Linked DNA regions of Homo sapiens: all the other regions are linked to region 2. A link is a loop called in an ENCODE intact Hi-C map of the cell type or tissue named here. Cell type or tissue: endothelial cell of umbilical vein. All regions are shown on one strand. Each heading gives the region's core, and the rest is flanking DNA. Links, peaks and the distances in the headings are about the cores only. Region 1 overlaps INTS6 (integrator complex subunit 6). Region 2 holds the start of NEK5 (NIMA related kinase 5). Region 3 overlaps FAM124A (family with sequence similarity 124 member A). Region 4 has its middle 77 kb from the start of NEK3.

Region 1 (5,688 bases), core at 626-4,625, 690 kb before region 2:
AGCCTGGGTTCACAGAACCATTTAGAATTACTCAAACTTCAAAAAGATTCAAAAAATGTATGTTACCTTTACCTCAATATAAATGTGTACTCCCCAAATTCAACGCATAACAACTCATGAATTTGCTGGGCTACTAGAGTATAAAAAGGAGCACTATCTCCCTCTTGTGTCTTTCAGCCATCCACTATCTACTCATTCGTGTTGGCCATTCAAAGATTTGAGTGGTTACTATTAAGTGTATGATATATAATCTCTACTCTCATACATAATAAACATATGTACACATAACAATAAATCTCTCTCTTGGTCTCTACCAGTATTTTAGCTCAAAAATTGCCTAAGGGAGATAAAGAAAACCAAGAGGTCCTAATAGCTTCGAAACTATATTATCTTGCTTCCACCCTTAAGCTAAACTACTTTTGTTGACTTGGTGCCTTTCAAAAAAAAATCAGCAAAGCTCTAAAAGCCACCACAGCATGGACCAAATATTTGTAGTAGGGTCTTCTATATCACTTCTACATTTTAACATAAAACAAAATCAGGCTGGGAGTGGTGGCTCATGCCTGTAATCCCAGCACTCTGGGAGGCCAAGGTACGCGGATCACTTGATGTCAGGACTGCGAGACCAGTCTAGGAAACACTGTGAAAAACCTCGTCTCCATGAAAAAATACAAAAATTAGCCAAGTGTGGTGGCACATGCCTGTAGTGCCCAGCTACTCGGGAGGCCGAAGCAGGAGAATCCCTTGAACCCAGAAGGTGGAGGTTGCAGTGAGTCAAGATCGTGCCACTGCACTCCAGCCTGGGCGACAGAGTGAGACTCCGTCTCAAAAAAAGAAATCAGATTTTCTGACCAAAAGTCTGACACCCATTCACTTTTATTCCTGTATAAGCACACTTAGAATTATCTTTCAGAGGCAAGAGATTAATCATACTTCTAATTAAAGAAAAATAATCTACCATGTAGCAGACTCATATAGATGATGACATCCACCCGAAAGGTAATACTTTTTAAAGGCCCATGTCTACAAAATTAAGTTAAAATATATTAAAACTTAACAGAAAGTCTGAGTTATTAAATTTAATTAAGCTAAATTCAAACACTAAAACCAAAGTTACTTTTTCTTAGACAACAAAACAAAGCTTTTAGTTGAAACTTGACTAGTCTTACACAAAATACTCTCCACAGAGGATACCCTTAAACGGGCCTGAAATTACTATAATAACAATAACATTACTGCTATCGTCTTGATAATAACAATAAAGCACTTATCTCATTTGACCCTAAAAAAACTTAGTGAGGTAAAATATTCAGGGAGATTAAATGATATAACTCAAGGTGGCCTAGATGGTGGCAAAGCCAGAACCTTATTAAGCTATTCTAATTCTAAAATCCACATGGTCTTTCTGTACCACCTGGAGGTCCTATTGGCAGCTGCTAAATTCTCTTGGACATAATTCCATACTAACCTGGATTGTGCCATATTTACCCAACAAGGAATGGCATTATAATCAGATTGTTTTGTTTTTAATATATCCTTTCTGCAATAAAATTAACTATAGTAAAACTATTCCTTTACTTGGTAGATTCCTGTGATTCTGTAATTACTTAGCCATTAATTTCTTGATGTATAAAATCAGTGTATCTTCCCCCAACACACACTGAAACAAAACACAATATATACTAATGTTTACTTTTAAAAACAATATAACTTCAACTTTCAGAGAGTATATACACAAACACAAGATAAAATAATAAGTTCTTTAGTGACTTTAAATTTTGGAAAAGTCAGATAAAGATCAAACATAGAAAAGAAAAAAGAAAAATATTATTATCATCCTCATTGTACCAATTATCCCGCCATGCCTAAGATTCTTTCCCCTCTAAGATTAAAGAGCTTAGTCAAGAATCACACTAAGAAAAGCAATAATCAGTTACTACAAAAATTAGAATAATGATTAAGTTAATGTAATTTATACACACAAGGTTGTTTTATTATTTCTTCAGGAAAAATGTGCCCCCATCTCTATTATATAAATGTTTGACATTAACAAATTTATTTAAGCATGAATTTCTACATCACTAGCAGAAAGTGAACATGTAGCTCCAAGAAAGTTTTCTTATATACTGTTTTGCACTGTTTTGTTGCTGCATAATGTCATCTTTCTCTGTCAACATTGTTTACCCAGCAAATTAAAAAAGTTTTAGTTGTCTGCCAGTATTGTTTTTTGTCATGTTTTACAAAAAAATAAAGTTTTAACACCTCCAAAGTCTAAATGAGAGTTACAACTTAATTACTGCAATATAATGTTATTCACTATCTGGTGTCAAGCCTACGCAATTTAATAATTCCCAAATCCTTATATTTAAGAGCAATTATTTTACATTGTTATTCCTAAGTAAGTATGTTTATAAAGTCACTCAGTTGGGAGACAATCCTTTAGAAGTTCTGTCAATATTCACCTTGGCCATAAAGTTATAAGTAGCCTTTATCATAATTATAATGATATATTTAAAACAAAAAAAAAATCTAAGCTCTGCTACAACAAAGACAGCCAGTAGAGGGACTAAAAGTTTACTTTTGCTATTAGCAGAATAAATTCACGTTTTACTCTCAGAGCAGTGGTTCCTGTCATAAAGAAATCCAAACATATCACTAGAAAATATAATGCAAAATATAATGTTCTAGCTCTAGAGCTACTTACTAACAGGAGTCAATCTGTCATTAAAAATTTTTCATTTTAATTTTGGTCAAAAACCTCAAGTAAGAGTTCTGCCACAAGATAATATAAAGCAAAACCTTTTACTTCACTTAAAATTTCCTATTATAGTTCTCTCAACAACCAATTACCATGGTGTTAAATTACTCAGTTAAAGCATAAAATCTCAATAATAAGAAAATTTAAAGAATTAATGTAAACAGATATTATCTATTATAACCTATGTTATTTTTGAAAGAAAATGCTTTTGCAATGTTACAACAAATTTTGAAAAAAAATTTTGAAAATACTAAGAAAAGGTAATTTCCTCCAAATATAAACTAACCTGATCTCAGGAAAACAATTATTTTCACTTACCTAAGAAACTGAAAATGTAGTGGAGGAGGGGCATAGGAATGCTACCTTACCCTTAAACGGGTCATAAAATCTTCTGATGTGCTAATCATGTTTGTCAAGTCAATAATTCATTGTCATTAATACTGTTAATTTTTTTAAAGGTGGAGGAGGTTCATTAAATTATAGGGATAAATACACAAACTGGGTAATAACATATTACAAACAAAACAGAATTACTTAAGTCAATAAAGGCCTAACATGCTTATATTTAAATCAATATTCCAAGGCCAGAATTACAAATTTCACATTTGTTTTAGATTTCAGTAAGATTATTATTTTTATTGTTAAAATCTCAGGTAGTGTAGTATAAATGAGTCTTTTGATGTCAAACTCTAAAATATTCATCTTAAGACATTAACCCTTGTAAAACCTTTGACCACATAAAAAAGATCTCTGAAGGATACGTTAGAAACTGATTAGCCATGGTTGCCTCCATAGAAAGGAAGTAAACAATTGGGTAACTTTTTATAATACTTCAACTTTTTTTTAACCATGTGCATTTATTATATGTTCAAAACAAATACTCTTCAAAATTAAAAATGTGTTTGGTATTCTAAAATAAAATCTGCTAGAATATAAAAATCTGGTAACAGAATACATTAAGGTCTACAGCTACAGAAAACATGTTAGAATTCCACAGTATAAGAAATATATTTTTAGTTTCAAGTAACTCCGTTACACGACTGTGTTCCGATACAATTCCTTTATTCAACCACGTAATTCCTTATGTTAAAAATACAACAGCATTAAAAACAGATGGAATACTATGACTTAAGCAAAAGTAGGGGGGAGTTCCATATATCTGTTTTAATGTAACGACTAAGGAACTCCATCCTGGAATTTGATTTAATAATAGACTGAAGAGTAATAATGTAAGAAATCGTAAGTCACCATAAGAACTGCAGAATCACTAAAGTTTGACTTTGTAAAAAAAAATAATAATAACATTAGGGAAATTCAATAATTGATAAGACTAAGTATAACTACAAAAGACGATAATATAAACTCAATATATCTGAAATATTAATAATTTGGCAGAATTTGAGTTTTATACTTGAACTGGAATCTAAAGTTTGAATGAAATTAACAAACTGGTCTGGGGAATGCCTAAAAAGTAGTGCCAGGCAAATAGTGTTTATGCTGTCATATAAGGAGTAATTAAGCTATCAGAAATATAACTTTACTTAATAAATAGTAATATTCTAAGAATCTAATACATACATTAGATGGACTGGGGCCAGGCACGGTGGCTCACACTTGTAATCCTAGCACTTTGGGAGACCGAGGTGGGAGGACTGCCTGAGGCTAAGATTTCAGGATAAACTGGGTAATAATAACTTGGGAAAATTTTATTCTAGTGAAGCATGTAATAAAAAACATGTTAGAAATATGTTTTTTAAAAATAAACGTATAAATAAAAACCAAGATGTAAACATATTTTCAAAGATAGGTGAATGGAGTTATACAGCAATAATGGTAAAATTTAATTTGACCTAAAAGAAATCTGTCTAGTCTCTCAAGATTAATCACCTCCTTGAGTAGACTGCTACAAAATCTACAGATGCTACCTTTGTAAAAGTCTGGTTAAATCCCATCTTGAACTCAGCACTGAACTCAATTTTAAATACTATCACAAGCAGACCTTGAATGTAGGGCAAAGAAGCAGATAAAACCATTCTGGTTACTTCCTTCTACACATCACACTACAAATATGGTCTCAAAAAAAAAAAATCAATTCACACACACAACTGTCCTACAAAAGAAGATGGCATTCTATGACAGCCTTCTATATAAATATCTTAAAGGCTACAACTGAAAATGAAGAACTGCCTAATAAATGTTTCAGATCAGGAAAGTTAGCAATAAAGCATTAAATTTTAAAAAGGGAAAAAAAATTCATGAAAAGCACTTGGAAAACTCTAACAGTATATTGTTTCCCATATGCTATGGCTGAAGGCCAATCTGAAAATAATTGGGTAAGGCATAATGTGAGGCCGGGCGTGATGGCTCACACCTGTAATCCAACACTTTGGGAGGCTGAGGCAGAAGGATCACTTGAGGTCAGGAGTTCCAGACCAGCCTGGCCAACATGTTGAAACACTGTCTCTACTAAAAATACAAAAATTAGTCAGGTGTGGTGGCACTTGCCTGTAATCCCAGCTACTGGGAAGGCTGAGGCACAAGAATTGTTTGAACCTGGGAGGCAGAGATTACAGTAAGCCAAGATCATGCCACTGCCCTCTAGCCTGGGCGATAGAGCAAGACTGTGTCTCAAAAACAATAATAATTAAAAAAAAGACATAATGTGAGATTAGTTTTAAGGGGCCCTGGTTCGTAAAAAATGTGGATTTTTTTGTTTTCAAGGAAAGAAATGGTACTAACCCAACATTGCTAAGATTTTTTAGGAGGAAACAAATTTCTCTAAATCCATTACACAGTACATGTACAGGAGTAAAAGTTTCTAAGAATCCTTTCTTGCTAGATTCTGATTGAAACATTTATTGATGCTTGTGCTAAACACCTTCCCAAGTGTTTATAGATTTAAAATTTTCAAAGTAGATAACATTTTCCAG
Region 2 (5,688 bases), core at 1,189-5,188:
ATCCCAAGGTTTTCAGGCTGGCAACCATAAGGACACTGATGACATTAATACAGCGCAGCACATAGGAGGTGAAGTGGGTCTGCTTACAACAAGGAAGAATCACTATTAATACTTGTTTTTGGGTACAATTGTGATACCGAGCCTCCAAGGTGGTCTCAATGATCGTCATCCTAAATTCTTGATGCACAGGATCTCTGAGACAATAAATGTTTATTCTTTAAGCCACTAAGTTTGGGGTAATATGCTACACAGCAATAGATTAATAACATAGATGTTGGATGGGTGTGGTGGCTCATGCCTGTAATCCCAGCACTTTGGGAGGCCGAGGCGGGTGGATCACGAAGTCAGGAGATTGAGACCATCCTAGCTAACACAGTGAAACCCCGTCTCTACTAAAAATACAAAAAATTAGCCAGGCGTGGTGGCGGGCGCCTGTAGTCCCAGCTACTCGGGAGGCTGAGGCAGGAGAATGGCATGAACCTGGGAGGCAGAGCTTGCAGTGAGCCGAGATGGCACCACTGCACTCCAGCCTGGGCGACAGAGCGAGACTCCACCTCAAAACAAAACCACAGATATTACCTGAAGTTATCTAGCTGGCAGAAGAAATGCAGAACTAGGGTACTGAAAGATGCCAGGGGTAGAGACAGAGATTTAAGAGAGATCTACTTATTGGTAAACACTGAAGTGGGGCAGTTTAGGTGACAATGGACAGAAAAAGAAAATCAGAAAAGGACACATGGTTGAGGACATACACAGGGCGAAGACAGAGATAAGCCTGAGGGAGAGCAGTCAGATAAACAAAAGAGAGTGAGCAGAATAATGTCATGGGAGGAAGCTATTGCGGGCCACTAGAATAAGAGGACATTATTATGAATATGCCATGGATTCACAAAAAGAGACCTATATTGGGAAATAAATCATTATCCCTGGAAGCCAGTCATCTACTCTTGAGCTTTAAGTTTGGGTAGGTTTTCTTGCAATTTTTTGTGGTAAGATAAAATTTATATCATTTTAACGATTTTTAAGTGTACAGTTCAATGGCATTAAGTATATTCATATGGTGTAACTTGGGTAGTCCATTTTGCACACACTTTGTATGGAACTTTTTATGCTACTCTCATTTATAAATCCTCTAGAAGCTGACCAACAAGACTTGCCTTAGAATTAATTCTAGCAAACAATGGACATTGTTGTCCCAATATATTATGAAATGAACATATCACTAAAGAGGGTGACATAAACACTGACCAAGGTGGATTTAGCAAAAATTATTAATTTTTAATTAACTATATTTATTTTCCAAAATCATTAGACCAACAATTACATATAGTTTTTCTCTATTCATTCAGTGCACTCAATAAATGTGTTTAGCACCTATTATGTGACAGGAACTGTTCTGCATACTGAGGAAGACAAGCAATAAACAAATGAATAATTAAGAGAGCAAAGTAATTGCAGAGCATTATACATGCTAGTAAGAAAATAAACCAGGCCAGAAGCAGTGGCTCAAGCCTGTAATCCCAGCACTTTGGGAGGCCAAGGCGGGCAGATCACTTGAGCTCAGGAGTTCAAGACCAGCCTGGGCAACATGGTGAAACTCCATCTCTACTAAAAATACAAAAAATTATCCAGGCATGGTGGCATGCACCTGTAGTCCCAGCTATTCAGGAGGCTGAAGTGGGAGAATTGCTTGAATCCCGGAGGTGGAGATTGCAGTGAGCCAAGATCATGCCACTGCACTCCAGCCTAGGTGACAGAGCGAGACTCCGTCTAAAAAAAGAAAAGAAAAGAAAACAAAAAAGAAACCAGGAACCAAGGTGGTGTGATAAGGTGATAAGGTGTGATTGTGGCTGGGGGTCTACTCTAGCTAGGATGTTTGCAGAAAACCCCTCGTAGAGGACCTGAATAAGGAGAGAGGAAGTGCACCACAGAGAAAAGTCAGGGCAACAGAGGAGGCTGGCATCTCACAGGGCCTTGCAGGGCACCCTAAGGAGGGCCATAGGAGCCACAGGGATGTGATCTTATTTCTTTTCTATTTTCATTAAAAAAATTTTTTTTTAGCAGGGACAGGGTCTTGCTATGTTGCCCAGGCTATCTCGAACTCCTGGCTTCACACAATCCTCCCACCTTGGCCATCCAAAGTGCTGGGATTACAGGGGTGAGCCAGTGCGTCCAGCCTCTTTTTAAAAATGAGATCATTGGTTGCTGTTTGGACAATGGACTTAGGAGGTTGAATTAACAAAAATCAATTATGGCTTAAAATTCGAAATTATAAAAAATAAAAATTTCCTTTTTATATTGGATTAAAAGCCAGCTGAATATCCCACTGAAAATTAACAGAAATTTGAACTTAACTTTACCTTTTCAAAATTGATCTCTTTTATGACACAGTGCTTGCTATCTGATTTCCCTTTAGCTAAGTATGCTTTCCCGAAGGCACCTTGCCCGATGGCCTTAATCACATCGTACTTATCCATGGTCTCCAATGGGCTGAGTTTCCTGGAATTAGAGTAATGTAAATTTATCACACACGTCTCATAAAGACTAACAAAGTCAGAAAACTGATGACTAAAGTGTAAAAGAACTCACTTAGCTAAAACTTTCCTCCCAGCCTTGCCAAGACAGAGACAAATAACTTTCTTTGTGGCCACAGATAACTGAAATGAGACAGAGTTTCTTGGTCAGACACGGGTCATAGCTCAGCTTTGATACACTTTTGCCCTGTATTCTCGGGTAAGTCACTTAACCTGGCAAAACCTCACTTTCCTAATTTCTAAAATGGAATAACAATACCTGTTTTGCAAGTTTGTTCTGAGAATGAAAGATACTATATCCGGTGTTTCGCACCTTTATAAAGCAGGAATGTCCTTAGGCTTGTGCACTTTTATAGTTCAGCCTTTCTTAGTGGGGACGTACTGCCCCCTAGGGGGAATTCTGGAAATATATGGGGGTGGGGAAGCTGTTTCCCCAAGATTCAGAGGCATGAGGTTTACAGGTGGTTGGGGCCTGAGATGGTAGGATTCTGCGATTCGAGAGACAGTCCCGCACAATAAAGGATTACCCCGCGGCCCTACAATCTTGGAGAGTCTTCCTATACATTCCTGTGCGTGGAAAAATCCGTTTGTGGCTAGAACCAAACTCTATTTTACATCGAAATGCTAAGTATTTTTGCAGTTTTAATGAACACTTCTTTTTTTTTTCGAGGAATGCAACTACATGTAAATCAAGGCTTGATTGCACTTCGGTTTGGAGGTTTACCAAGAATTGTTCACCATTTGGGAAAACCACGCGCTTCACTGGCCACGCTGCTCCTGGTCCCGGAGACCCAACAATCTGCATTTGCTGCCGTCACGTTCAGGCGACTCCCCAGGCGCGGCTACTGGCTACTTCTCTACATTTTCCAAGGGTAGTAGTGCCAAGCATTTTCAGATTGAAATATGTACTTTCTTACTTATTGCTTTCCTTCTATTTCCTCTTTATGCTACAGTTAGGGCATAATACAGTTTTGTTGTTGTTGTTAATGGGGTGAGCAGGGGGCTTGTTTTCGAATAATTTTACGTCAGGGTGGGAAGTCGGTACTGGGTTGCAGGGGGCTGGGAACCAGCTCCGCAGCCAGGAGAGGCTGCAGACACCGGAGGATCGGGTTCTGAGAGAGACGCATACGGACTTGGGGCCGGGGGTGACTCGCCGGGAACTGAGGGCCCGCGACCCTCCCGCCCAAGTGGCACCAAAGGGTGGAAGCCCCCAAATTAGGAAAATTCCTTCTCCCCTAGGGCCGCCCCTGGAAGCGGCCGCGGGTGAGTGGCAAGACGCTTACCCGTACCCGACCTCCGCGTGTGGAGCGTTGCCATAGAGACCGACGCGCCCTGGACGCTACACCCACACAGCCCAGGACGCTAGGCCTTTTCTGGGCCGCCCCCGCCGCCCCAGGCCGAAACTCCATCCCTTTCCCCCACCCTGCCGAGCTCCCGAAGCCCTGTGGCGGCTCCGGGCAAGAACTAAGGGCGGCCCCTGCAAGCGTACCTGCTCCGCCGGCTCCGCGGGGCCAACGAAGCGTCCCGGAAGGATCCGGGTTCCCGGGGCCGCTGCGCCTCCCTGCGGCCGGGGCGGAGCCGCGCAAGGAAACGCGGGCGGGGCGCGGGTCTGGAATGGCCTGGGGACCAGTCCACCTCGAGGCAGGGTCAGGCGCCAGGGAGTTTGGAGACCCGGCAGAGTCACCCCGCAACCGTCCCGTTGCCTTGGGTCGGGATTCCTTTGCTTTGCAGTCTACAGTAGCGCTCCCCGCTCTTGCTTAAGGTGCACCAGACGCTTCGCAAACGTTCTCTCTTTTCTTTACAACCCGTCAAGGCAGTAGTCTCCCAGTTTTACAAATGAGCTAAACTGATACAGGAAGAGTGTTTCTTGTACAAGGTCTCAAATATTGCCAAAAGGTGGACGTGAGACTGGAACGGCTTCCTACTCTTTGGGCCACAGCGGCGGCCTGCCAAGGGACTTTCTAACGAAACCGGCGCTGCCCAAGCGTCTGCACTCACGCCCAGTGCTCATCCCACCCTGCCCCATTCTGGATTTGCACATCAAGCTGCTGTCTAAAATGTTTAAGTAGTTGAAAAAAATGTAATTTTCAGCAATTGTAAATAGTGACGCAAGTTAAATATATCCAACTGAATCGAAACACTACAGTAATATGGTACCCTCCATCGTCCACCTCACACACACACACAAAAAAAACCCACAAAAAACTCTTAAAAATCCTAAGTTTACATCATTACTCTTCCTTCTTAAAATCATCTCTCCGCCGCCCCCTCCCCGTCCCTGCCACAAAAAATTTCTTCTTCTTGTAAGCACTCTAGTCAAGTTGGATTAGGGCTGAACTAAAGGCCTCATTTTGATCTAATTGCATCTTTAAAGTCTCTGTCTCCGAATATAGTCTCATTATTAGTTATTGGTGTTAGATTTCAGTGTGTGAATTGGGGGTGGCCGCGGCGGGGGTGAATGCAGCCCGTAGCAGGAGTCCAAAAGTTGTTTAGCAGTTGGAATATCCAATGTTAGTTTCTTTGGCAGTGAAATTCCCTCAAAATATTAGTAGGTATATGATCTACTTGTTTTTGTTTAATTACACGTGTCAGTGACCACACCCAAATTTCTTCCCTAGAATTCTTAGACATGCTTCATTAAATCATATCTTCATTCTACTTTCCTGATAGAATTTTACCCGTTATCTTTTTCATACTTGAAAGTCTTATTGATCATCCTATCATACTGCTGAAAGAAGTACAGAAATGGAAATTTATATTTCCTGCTCATAGAATTTTAGTTTTTCTGGATTAAATTGTTAAAATTACTAGTACTACACAATTGATCACAATAAAATGTATCACAATACTGATAATTATTAAATATAAAAAATAAAATTGTATTGAAAATTCATCTCTTTAAGACCTGGATGGGCTTCCCATGCACCGTTAGTTCCTGTATCCATAGATGAATGCTAACTTCTTGCTACAATGAAGTTTAACACTGATTCTCTTCCATTTTCTTAAGGCTGTAAGTGCTGAGAAATAAGTACATAGGAATGAAAAGTTTTGTTAAAAGTGTCCCTCAATTTTTGTCTAGTTGTATCTCAAGAATCATATAGTAATCTGTCACCAAAACTGGTTTATAATCATGAACTGATAATTCCATTAGTCT
Region 3 (5,688 bases), core at 838-4,837, 840 kb before region 2:
TACAAGAACAGCTGGTGGGCCAGATTTGGCCCAAGGGTCATAGTTTATTATCCCTTGAGCTAGGCTGCTGCCTGAGGTTGATTCAACATCCCAGCTCCAGTCAACAACAAAAATTCTAAGTCTCCCGCCTAATGCTGCTGTGGTGTGTCATGCCAAAAAAGTGGGCTACTCAGGTTAGACCAATGACTTCAGAACCACAGGGCTCAGAACAGGAAGGAGCTTCTTTCTGCAGAGCTGATTCCTGGAAAGCCACCAGCACTCCACCTTCTGCCCAGAAATGTGATTCAGTCAATAGCTGATGAGGAAAAGCAACCTGCAAACATTAGGAAGAAGGAGAAAAATAATTCAGAGGTGATGATACCACCTCCAATGAACAGGGAAGCAAGTTCATCAGTAACAAAAGTCAGTGAGGCAAAAAAAAAAAAAAAAAAAAAAAAAAAAGGCTAATGGCCGAGGGCTGGCTCCTTCTTTCTCCCTAATCAGTGTCCTTATTTCAGTGTGCTCACATGCTCGCCTAGGACTGCTTTAGAGTACAACTCTGGACCCGCCCTCATCACAGTCCAATCTACCAAACTGAGTGACCCTAAAGGACATCATAGACAACATTTGAAAGCAAGAAATGCAAAATGTTCCCATAGCATCAGGTGAGCAGGGAGAGGATGCCCACTGTAGACCACATGGAAATGGCAGTCCCTCCACGGAGAGGGAATCACAGGAACACATTTACCAAAGCCTTCCCTTCCATTCCTGGCCATTCCAGTAGCATCTTCCTCATCCAGAAGGGCTTCCAATACTCTCTGGAGGATCCTGACTCGTTTGGAGTATTATCCTTGTAAAAGATGCTGGCACATTGTAGGTGCTCAATAAATGTGTTCAATTGAAAAATATTGAGGTTGTCTCATAAATTATATCTATGTATTAGGCTCTGTAGTGTAAGAAGTCTAGATTGTAGCCCTGGTTTTTTGTCGCTTAATGGAACCGTGTCTCTTGTTTCCTTGGCCTTACGCTTCCTCCAGCATTGCCAGGGAGGGGATGTGTTGGTAAGTGCTCTGGTTGAGTTACATCCCATCCCTCATTTGCCTCTTTTCCAAGTAAGATCCCCTCAACCCCAAATTACTGCTCACGGTCCCACTTTGGCCTACACTAAACACCACCTAGTGTCTGCTTTAAAGAGCAAATCTTTCTCTGTCTGTCCCCAACTCACCTGGCAAGTCCTACAGAAATCATCTTGGGTCACCTCAACTGGTTAAAAGGAGCATAAGAGGAACTGGTGGAAGCAGTGGGTGAGCCACTGCAGAGACTTTTGTGACATGGGAGGGTTGATGTGTGCTTGAATAAATTGGGTTTTAGTAGTGGCTGCTCCTTGAGCCTCCGGGTCTGAGGGCAGGGGAACAGTCACAGCAGAGTGAACTGGACTGTACCACCCAGTGCGTTCCCAGGTGAGACTACATGTTTACTTTACTTAGAATGAGCTCCCGGCCACAAATAAATCAGGAGAAACGGAGGTATCTTCCTACCTCCCTATTTTCCTTTTTTTTTTTTTTTTTTTTTTTTGAGACAGGAAGGATATCACTGTCACCCAGGCTTAGTGCGGTGGCACAATCATGGCTTACTGCAGCCTCAACCTCCCAGGCTCAAGTGATCCACCCACCTCAGCTTTCTGAGTAGCTGGGACTACACATGCACCACTATGCCCCACTAATTTTTTATTTTTTGTAGAGACAGTCTTGCTATGTTGCCCAGGCTGGTCTCAAACTCCTGGACTCTAACCCTCCTCCCACTGCAGCCTCCCAAAGTGCTGGGATTACAGGCATGAGACAGAGCGCCCGGCCTATCTTTCTACTTTCTGTAGATGAATTAGTGCTCCAAACTGTCAGCCAAGAGGCATCTGAATAGATTCATTGAATTCCTGTAAGATTTTTAAGGGCAATAAAACCAACTGTGGACAGCTTCTCCCTCCTCATACCCTCAGACCGGTATCAGTGACCAGTTCTGACCAGTGATCCCTGGGTATGAATTTCAGGAGAGAAGTAGGAATAGCTGAATAGTCACCCTCTCCTTCTCCGCCCCAGGCCACATGGCTCCATGTGCTCATCATTTGTAGGGTTCTGCTTCTCTTGCATTCCTGAGAAATACAATTGATCAGATACTACAGAGGCTTCAGAAAATAGCATGAGAAGCTGACATGAATAAATTGCGTTCTCAAGGGAAACACCTTTTGACACACTATTATTATAACAAATGGAACCACAAAGGGTCAGGAACCTGAATTTAAAGATTATATATAAGTACATTCTTCCACCTTTTACTGAAGGCTTTTTCTAGTCTTGGGCACAGAGGTCTATTTACAAAGTGGCTTTAAAAGATCTGATTTCCCTGAGTGAATAATGGAGGCAAACATGAATGGTAATGTCGGCAGGCTTGGGTCTTTTTAACAATTTCCATCTTAGAGGGCTGAGGACCCGTGTCCAGTGATGTGCCCACTATAAGGAACAACACACTCATTTCAGACTGAAGTCACTAGAATACACGGTGAAGGCAAAAAGACCCCTTCTGGGTCCCACTGACAACCTCCATGAACTCTGTGATGAGGGTGTCGCCTCCTGTTATCTGGGATGGTGGCATAGAAAAATGGAGCTGTAGGCCAGGTACGGTAGCTCACACCTGTAATCCCAACAGTTTGGGAGGCCGAGGTGGGTGAATCACTTGAGGTCAGGAGTTTGAGCTCAGCCTGGCTAACATGGTGAAACCCCTTCTCTACTAAAAATACAGAAATTAGCTGGGCATGGTGGCACACACCTGTAATCCTAGCTACTTGAGAGGCTGAGGCAGGAGAATTGCTTGAACCTGGGAGGCAGAGGTTGCAGTGAGCTGAGATCACACCACTGCACTCCAGCCTGGGTGACAAAGCAAGACTCCATCTCAAAAAAAAAAAAAAAAAGAAAGAAAAATGGAGCTGCTTCACCATGCCCCACTGCCCTGTTCTGGCTGGGAGTGGTCCATTTGAGACATTTGAAATATTGATCTTATCAATTGAGCACCTGAAAGAGGCTGCCTGACTCCCTTAGATCAGCCTTGCTCAGTCCCTAAAGCTAAACCCAGAGCATTTTGGATTGGAGTCACTCTGAATGTGTGTGGCACAGCCCAAGAACCGGCCGGCTAGCTAAACAGAAACGCTTTCAAGCCAAATCGCATCCCTGAAGGTGGCTGTGGGGAAGCTTTGGTGCCACCTGGTGGCCGCTGTGCCCGGGAGGGTCACTGAGTGCCCTTTTCATTGAAGAAGCCTCCACCTGGATGAACTTCACTTTATTATCCTGCATTTAATTTTTTAAGCTGTTTATGTCTACAAAGGATTGAGGCAATTTAATTTCCAAATGAAACAACACAATGCAAATAGTAAAGCAGGCCCCCAAAAAGGAGTCTACAACTATGTCCACCGTAAAGAAAAATGTAACTGCTACAGCAGTTTCCTGGAATTTCCTGGAAGCCAGAGCGAAAAGGGAAAGAGATGAGTAGCTGTCTAGTTCTCATTTACGATTAAAGAATCTAGGCCAGGTGCGGTGTCTCACGCTTGTAATCCCAGCACTTTGGGAGGCTGAGGCGGGTGGATCACGAGGTCAGGAGATAGAGACCACCCTGGCAACACAGTGAAACCCCGTCTCTACTAAAAATACAAAAAATTAGCCGGGCGTGATGGCGGGAGCCTGTCGTCCCAGCTACTCGGGAGGCTGAGGCAGGAGAATGGCTTGAACCCGGGAGACGGAGCTTGCAGTGAGTGAGCCGAGATCGTGCCACTGCACTCCAGCCTGAGCAACCGAGCGAGACTCCGTCTCAAAAAAAAAAAAAAAAAAAAAAGGAATCTAGAAACACTGTCTTCTTTCATTGTAATTTAAGTTTCCTCAACACAGTTCCTCAGAAAAAAACAAGTTTTTCTTAGCACAGATTTCTAAAATCTCTTTCTCACCAGGGGATTTTCATTAGGGATTTTCTCTGTAGGGTTACTAATTTGGACCAAGTCTTGGGCTTTCTTGCTTGGGGGACAGAATCAGCAACAGCTGGAGGAGACAGCGCACCCACAGCTTGTGGGTGAGGCTCCCTAGACATCCTTCTCCGGCCGCACTGTGCAGCAAGGTGGAAATTTCTCTCAGCAGAAAGCCTAGAGGGCTGGGCTTCTCCAATGCTCTTGAGGCCGTATCTGTAGAGTTTAGAAACAGAAGGGCCGATAATAAGGTTGCTTCCCTTTCTGAAGCTAACCTTGCCCCTGTTCAACCAAGGCCAGAAGCGTCTACTACCTCCCCAGGTTTCCTCATCACATAAGATGTGTCAGATCCTAATGAGGTAAGAAGCAAGAGGAGACTAAAGAGTAGGCTGGATTGACTGCCGGGGGCGTAGCTCTTAGCAGTGGCCTGAAGACTGAAAATGCAGCCTGTCAGAACAGAGGAAACTGAGGTGCAGCGGGAGACTCCTCAACCTATTTCTACTCCAAGAGTTATGTTCCACTTCCTGCAAAATGAGCCTCCTGTGCCCGATATGAGCTAAATCACCTCATGCCAGGGCCTCTGAAATTCTCCTTGGCCATAAAGCTCTGTGGCTGTCTGGGCCTGTGTTCATCACCCGAGCTGGTTCTGCACTCCTGCAGTGACCTCTTTGGTCATTTGGTCATTTCAGAGCTCACTGCCCCCTACCCCCACAATGGCTTCCCAGGAGTATTCCCTCTGGCCAGCTTTACCCTTGCTGGAAATGGTGAACTGGCTGCAGCTGTGGAGGTGAGCGCCTGGGAATCTGGCAGCAGGCTCAGGACTGTGACCTGACCACCTGTGGCCCACCCAGGGAATTCTGCATGGTCACATTCTGTTCACCTTTGCTCCAAATTCAGTACACACTGGAGCTTTCCATTTGGAGGACACTGGCTTTCCTTTCCCATCCTGCATGGGCCTGGCCTCTCTTGCACATTCAGCCACACTTTCCTGGGTGCTAGACCTGAATTTTCAGCTTCCTGCAATATACCCATGACTTGGGGTTTTCCTGTGCCACCAAATCCACGCCAAACCACCACACACACCCCTACACCAATAAGGAGCATCTCCATCTCCTCCATCTCCTCCTCCTCCTCCATCTCCTCCTCCTCCTCCATCTCCTCCTCCATCTCTCCTCCTTCTCCTCCTCCTCCATCTCCTCCTCCTCCATCTCCTCCTCCTCCTCCTCCATCTCCTCCTCCTCCTCCTCCTCCATCTCCTCCTCCTCCTCCTCCTCCATCTCCTCCTCCTCCTCCTCCATCTCCTCCTCCTCCTCCTCCATCTCCTCCTCCTCCTGCTCCCCCCCCCACCTCGCCTTCTCTCTCATCATTCACATTCGAAAATGAAGAGTGAAGCACCAAGATAGCCCAATGGAGAGAAGCAGGGCTTTGGGGTCACACGTATCGGACTTTGAATCCCACCCAGACTTGCTAGCTGTGTGACCCTAATCAAGCTATTCCATTTCTCACTCTTGGGTTCCTCATTTGCAAAGTGGGAGGAGTAGGGTGCAGTAAGTGAGGTACATGCCTCAGGGGCAAAACTTAAGAGGGTTCCCAAAACCTCATTCATTAAGATTAATATTACTTTTGAACTCCTAGAAGTAAAAAGTAAAACAGAGGATACTAGAGGCTGGGAAGGTTAGGGGGAAAGGAGGGAAGGGGAGAGATTTGTT
Region 4 (5,688 bases), core at 540-4,539, 110 kb after region 2:
AATTAACAAAGTCACATCAAAGACTTCTCTCATTCAAGGTTTCATAAAGACATAAAAGTTTAGAGCTGGAAAGACCTTAGAAATCATCTGGTCCAACCCTTCTTTCCATCTTACAAATGAGAAGACTGAGACCAAAAGAAAACTACACAATCTGCCATGGAGATGCTGCAGCCAGTTAGAAGCAGCACAGGCCTGAAATACAAGTCTCTGGTTTTCAGTCTAGGGCTCTGTATCAGTGGCTTTCAAACTTTTCATTTTTTAAGTTGCAATCCACATTAATAAACCTCGGAGAAGTACACACACACACACACCAATACTTAAACCTTTTCAGATTTTCTATTCTGCTCTATTCCATTTTATTTAGTTTTAGCTTTAGTTTTTTTTTGTTTTTTTTTTTTGAGACGGAGTTTCACTCTTACTGCCCAGGCTGGAGTGCTATGGCCCGGTCTCAGCTCACCACAACCTCCACCTCCTGGGTTCAAGCGATTCTTCTGCCTCAGCCTCTCAAGTAGCTGGGATTACAGGCATGCACCACAATGCCCAGCTAATTTTGTATTTTTAGTAGAGACAGGGTTTCTCCATGTTGGTCAGGCTGGTCTCAAACTCCTGACCTCGGGTGATCCATCCGCCTCGGCCTCCCGAAGTGCTGGGATTACAGGCATCAGCCACCGCACCTGGCCGATTCCATTTTATTTTTAAGAGATGTTAGTCACAACCCAGTAACTTTATTTTACAACTCACTGATACATCATGATCCATAGCTTGAAAAACACCATCCTAGAACATCCATTTTCAAAATCTGTGTGTCTCAAATTAGAAAAACCAAAGGTGGTGGAATTAGAGTGCTGGGCATTGTGCAGAACCACCACTTCTTCCCTAGACTGTAGGCCAAACAACTCAAGCGGAGCTGCTGGAAATGGTAGCATCTCAGCAAGAAAATGGCAGAAAGAAAAATGACTGAGAACACTGCTGTAGGTGGAAACAGCCCACCTTGTCTTATCAGAAATTTCTAGAGGCCACAGACTCCACATGTGTTGACTAAGCAGAGGTATTTACATGCAGGAGAGGCTTTGAGTTGTGAAATGTTGCCTTTTATCTACCTAAGAGGTGTGAGGATGGCCAAGGCCCTTTGGAAAATTTATCTAATTAAGCTTGATACTATTCTCATGAGGAAGGAAGAACAGCAGGGCCAGGTGAGGTGAGGGAACCATTGCGATTACTGAATGTTTTTTGTATCTGTGTAACATGGCTTTACTCCCCTCACCTTAATCCTGCCCCATCAGGTCTTGTCATTATTTAAAATGTTAATATTGTATACCTCATGGTTTTTTTGCATTAATTTTTATTTTTTAAATATTGCATGAAAAATCATTTATTTTAATTATTGCAATTTTTAGCATTCTCTTAAATTCTGCGCCTCATTTGACCTCACTCTAGTCCTGGCCCAAAGAGATTCTTAAGCCAGCTACTAACCAGTGCATGTTAAACAAGGAAGTATCAAAAACAGACTTTTTAACAACCGCTTCTCCAATTACAATTTCACTAAGCACCATGACTAAAATAATCATCTTAACATCCTACCAGTGATGTTTCAGAACTAGCAAACTCAGTCATCCTAAGACAAAGTTTGTAGTAACATCTTTCATACCTCTGCAGTTAAAAATATTTCACTGGCAATCAGGCAGGCACAAACCATAGTTCCGGTTCTTCCTAGAAAAGAAAAGTTAGTTCAAGGAACATGCTTGGTATAAAAATACACTCAGAAATATTCCAGGAGTTCATTTTAAGTTGATTTTCTTTCTTTTTTTTTGGGACAGTCTCGCTGTGTCACCCAGGCTGCAGTGCACTGGCACGATCTCAGCTCACTGCAACCTCTGCCCCACAGGTGGAAAATAAATTACATTTACGGTAAAAATATTTCTCACTACCTCTCCACGAAAGAACAAGATGAGGTTTTTACTAAATCTATTCGAAAGCAATAATTCATGTCTTATATAAATTCCTTTGGGTAACAGTAAGAAAGAAAAATTCCCAACTCATTTAGTAACACTAATATAGCTGGTTCCAAAACTGCATAAATACAGTAGACGATTACTTTATACCAGTCTGACATATAAATGTAGATATAAAAATATATATATTTTTTCAAAGTGAATTCAGCAGTGTAGAAATACCACGTATCAATACCAAGTGCCATTTCTCTTAAGAATGCAAGGATTTTTTTCCAAGACGGCAGATTACAGGCTTTTAGCATGCCTCAGCCATTTGGAAATAGCAAGATAGTACATAAAGATCAACTCTGTGAACTTTAATTCAAGAAAGAAAACGACAACTCCCTGGAATTATGAAGGACACCCCAGATCCTTGGGAGGACAACGCAGGCAAACAGCTCTTGTGACAACATTCGACTGATAAAAGCGAGTGAAGCCTCAGTATGTGAGAGAGGCAGACAGCATCCCTCTGTCTTACCTTTCCACTGGGGATCCAAGCAACCCGGACCGAGGAAGGGCACTGTTTCTCCCAAGTCCTGGAGCTAATTTAACGAGAGACTTGGAGACTTTGTGAGGAAAAGACACAAGGAAAAGCTGCAGGCATTTTCCCAAACCTGGACTGAGAGCAGGACAACACTGGGGAACCTTCCCCATCTGGCTCCACCCATCTTCCTCCCACACCCCCACCTAACTCCCGTTCCCCTAGGGTTTAGGAGGGAGCTCAGATTAATGTGTACTCCAGGAATCAGCTCATTGCCTAAGGCAACAGAGAGCTCTTCCCAATAAACAAACAGCAAGTATATAGCCAGCACCACTGGCCACAGCCAGCTCTTACCCATTGGCGCCATCTACTGGCTTGTAGGTCAAACCACATACCCAATATAAAACCTGCTGATAGAAGTGCATATAGAGGCAAGGCCAAAAGACCTACCTAGCATTGCTCTAAAGTCACATCACCTAAGGAGGAGGGAAAGGGAAAGCATAATAATAATAATAATGATATAGGAAAGAAAAGATAAAGAAAAAATCCTACCCACATAAAAACAGTTACAAAAATTAGAAGTGCTAGCATCTCCAGATGAGAAGAACCAGTACAAGAATTCTGGCACCATGAAAAACCTGCATGTAGTGATACCACCAAAGGATCACACTAGATCTCTGGCAATGCTTTCTACCAAAATGAAAACTCAGAAATGACAATAAAGAATTCAAAGCATGGATTCCAAGGAAGCTCAATGAGATTCAAGGTTGAAATCAACAAAAGGAAACTTCTAAATCAATTCAGCAAATGAAGGAAGAGATAAACATCTTAAAAAGAAATCAATCAGAACTTCTGGAATTAAAAAAACTCACTTAAGGAATTTCAAAATACAATGGAAAGATTTATCAATAAACTGGACCAAGCAGAGGACATAATTTCAGAGCCTGAAGACTGGTCTTTTGAACTAATGCAGTCAGACAAAAATAAAGAAAAACTATTTTTAAAAAGTGAGGAACGTCTTTGAGAAATAGGTTATGTGAAGTGACCAAACCTACAAATTACTGGCATTCCCTAGAGACAAGGAGAAAAAGAAAACAACCTGGAAAACATATTTGATGCAATCATTCAAGAAAATTTCCTGAATCTTGCTAGAAAGGTAGACATCTAGATACAATAAAGCCAGAGAACACCTGCGAGATACTATAAAAAAGTGGACATTACCAAGGCATATACCAAACAGTCCAAGGTCAACGTTAAAGAAAAAATCCTAAGGCCAGATCACATACAAAAGGAGCCCTATCAGGATAACAGCAGACGTCTCAGCAGAAACCTTAAAAATCAGGAGAGATTGGGAAGGTGTATTTTCAGAATTCTTAAAGAAAATAAATTCTAATCAAGAGCATCCTGCCAAACTAAGCTTCATGAGCGAAGGACAAATAAAGATCTTTTTTTCCAGAGAAGCAAGTGCCATGAGAATTCATTAAAACTAGACCAGTCTTACAAGAGATCCCTAAGGGAGTTCTAAACATGGAAATAAAAGAATGATACCTGCTACCATAAAAGCACACTTAAGTACACAGCTCACAGAGCCTATAAAACAACAATACAACAGAAAGTATAAAGCAACCACCTAACAATGTCATGATAGGGTGAAAAGCTCACGTCAATATTAACCTTGAATGTAAATAGTCTAAACACACCACGTAAAAGTCACAGAGTGGCAAGTTGGATAAAAAAACAAAACCCATCTGTCTGCTGTCTTCAAGACACCATCTCACATGTAACAACACCAACAGGTTCAACGTAAAGGGTTGGAGAAAGATCTCTCACACAAACAAAACACCAAAAAGAGCAGGGATCACTATTCCTAAAACAGATAAAACAGGCTTTAAACCAGCAATAGTAAAAAAGGACAAAGAAGGGCATTACATAATGATAAGGGGTTCAATTCAACAAGAAGCCTTAACAATCCTAAATATATATGCACCCAACATTGGATCACCCAGGTTAATAAAACAGGTACTTCTAGACCTATGAAAAGACTCAGCCACATAATAATAGTCAGGAGACTTTAACACCCCACTGACAGCATTAGACAGATCATTCAGATAGAACACTAACAGAGGAATTACGGACGTAAATTCAACACTTGACCAACTGGATGTAATAGGCACCTAAAGAACACTCCATGCATCAACCACAGAATATACATTCTTCTCATTTGCACAGCGAATGTATTCCAAGATCAACCATATGTTCCACCATGAAGCAAGCCTCAATAAATTCAAAAAATGTTGAAATCATACCAACCATTTTTTTTGGACCACAGTTGAATAAAAATATAAATCAATATCAAGAAGATCTCTAAAAACCAAACAATTTCATGGAAATGAAACAACTTGCTCCTGAATGACTTTTAAGCAAATGATAAAATTAAGGTAGATATCAAAAAATTCTTTGAAATAAATGAAAACAGAAACACAACATACCAGAATCTCTGGGATGCAGCAAAAGCAGTGTTAATAGGAAAGTTTATGGTGCTAAATGTGTACCTCAAAAAGCTAGTAAAATCTCAAATTAATAATGTAACATTACACCGAGAGAAATCAGAAAAACAAGAACCCCAAACCTAGCAGAAGAAAAACAATAACTAAAATCAGAGCAAAACTAAACAAAATTGAGACCCCAAAATTAAAACAGAGATTCAAAGAAACCAAGTCATTTCTTTGAAAACATAAACAAAATTGATAGACTGCTAGCTAGATTAACAAAGAAAAAGAAAGAAGATCCGGATAAGCACAATCAGAAATCACAAAGACGACATCACAACCAATCCCACAGAAATACAAAAGGTCCTCAGAGACTATTATGAACACCTCTATGCACACACACTAGATAATGTAGAGGAAATGAATACATTCCTGGCAACACAGAACTTCCCAAGATTGAATCAGAAAGAAATTGAAACCCTCACCAGACCAGTATCAAGCTCCAAAATTGAATCCATAAGTTAAAACCCGCCAACCAAAAAAGTCTTAAATCAGATGTATTCACAGATGAATTATATCAAATATACAAAGAAGAACTGGTACCAGTTCTACTGAAACTATTCCAAAAACTCCAGGAGGGATTCTTCCCTAATTCATTCTATGAAGCCAGCATCACCCTGAAACCAAAACCTGGCAAACACACAATTAAAAAAAAAAAAAAAGAAAA

What was found. A loop is a pair of places that touch in the nucleus more often than their neighbours do. Peaks named below come from ENCODE experiments on the same cell type or tissue, not always from the same donor. Only the 100,000 strongest peaks of a DNase experiment are listed, where the experiment ranks them.
Region 1: a loop joins it to region 2, with 6 times the contacts of the local background. A loop is called at or near these places in 8 of 110 quality-filtered maps.
Region 3: a loop joins it to region 2, with 4 times the contacts of the local background. A loop is called at or near these places in 3 of 110 quality-filtered maps.
Region 4: a loop joins it to region 2, with 7 times the contacts of the local background. A loop is called at or near these places in 4 of 110 quality-filtered maps.

Annotation. Positions count from the first base shown.
Region 1 is chr13:51,432,621-51,438,308 of GRCh38, forward strand. All of the region lies in intron 3 of INTS6 (integrator complex subunit 6), which reads right to left. Among named protein-coding and RNA genes, the nearest start is that of INTS6, 18 kb to the right of the region's middle. In endothelial cell of umbilical vein, for the core only: a CTCF peak has its summit at 2,555; a DNase peak (open chromatin) is centred at 2,591.
Region 2 is chr13:52,125,006-52,130,693 of GRCh38, forward strand. NEK5 (NIMA related kinase 5) reads right to left here and starts at 4,068. Exons shown (of 24, transcript NM_001365552.1): 1 at 4,024-4,068; 2 at 2,590-2,657; 3 at 2,361-2,499. The coding sequence starts at 2,477. LOC101929657 (a long non-coding RNA gene) reads left to right here and starts at 3,890. Exons shown (of 2, transcript NR_110306.1): 1 at 3,890-5,688. In endothelial cell of umbilical vein, for the core only: CTCF peaks have their summits at 2,920 (motif pointing left), 3,123 and 4,117; DNase peaks (open chromatin) are centred at 2,916, 3,606 and 3,856; H3K4me3 peaks cover 1,512 bases.
Region 3 is chr13:51,283,355-51,289,042 of GRCh38, forward strand. It overlaps FAM124A (family with sequence similarity 124 member A), which reads left to right. Exons shown (of 4, transcript NM_001242312.2): 4 at 1-885. Among named protein-coding and RNA genes, the nearest start is that of SERPINE3, 53 kb to the right of the region's middle. In endothelial cell of umbilical vein, for the core only: a CTCF peak has its summit at 3,236 (motif pointing left); a DNase peak (open chromatin) is centred at 3,187.
Region 4 is chr13:52,233,572-52,239,259 of GRCh38, forward strand. It overlaps the pseudogene TPTE2P2. Among named protein-coding and RNA genes, the nearest start is that of NEK3, 77 kb to the left of the region's middle. In endothelial cell of umbilical vein, for the core only: a CTCF peak has its summit at 2,833 (motif pointing left); a DNase peak (open chromatin) is centred at 2,863.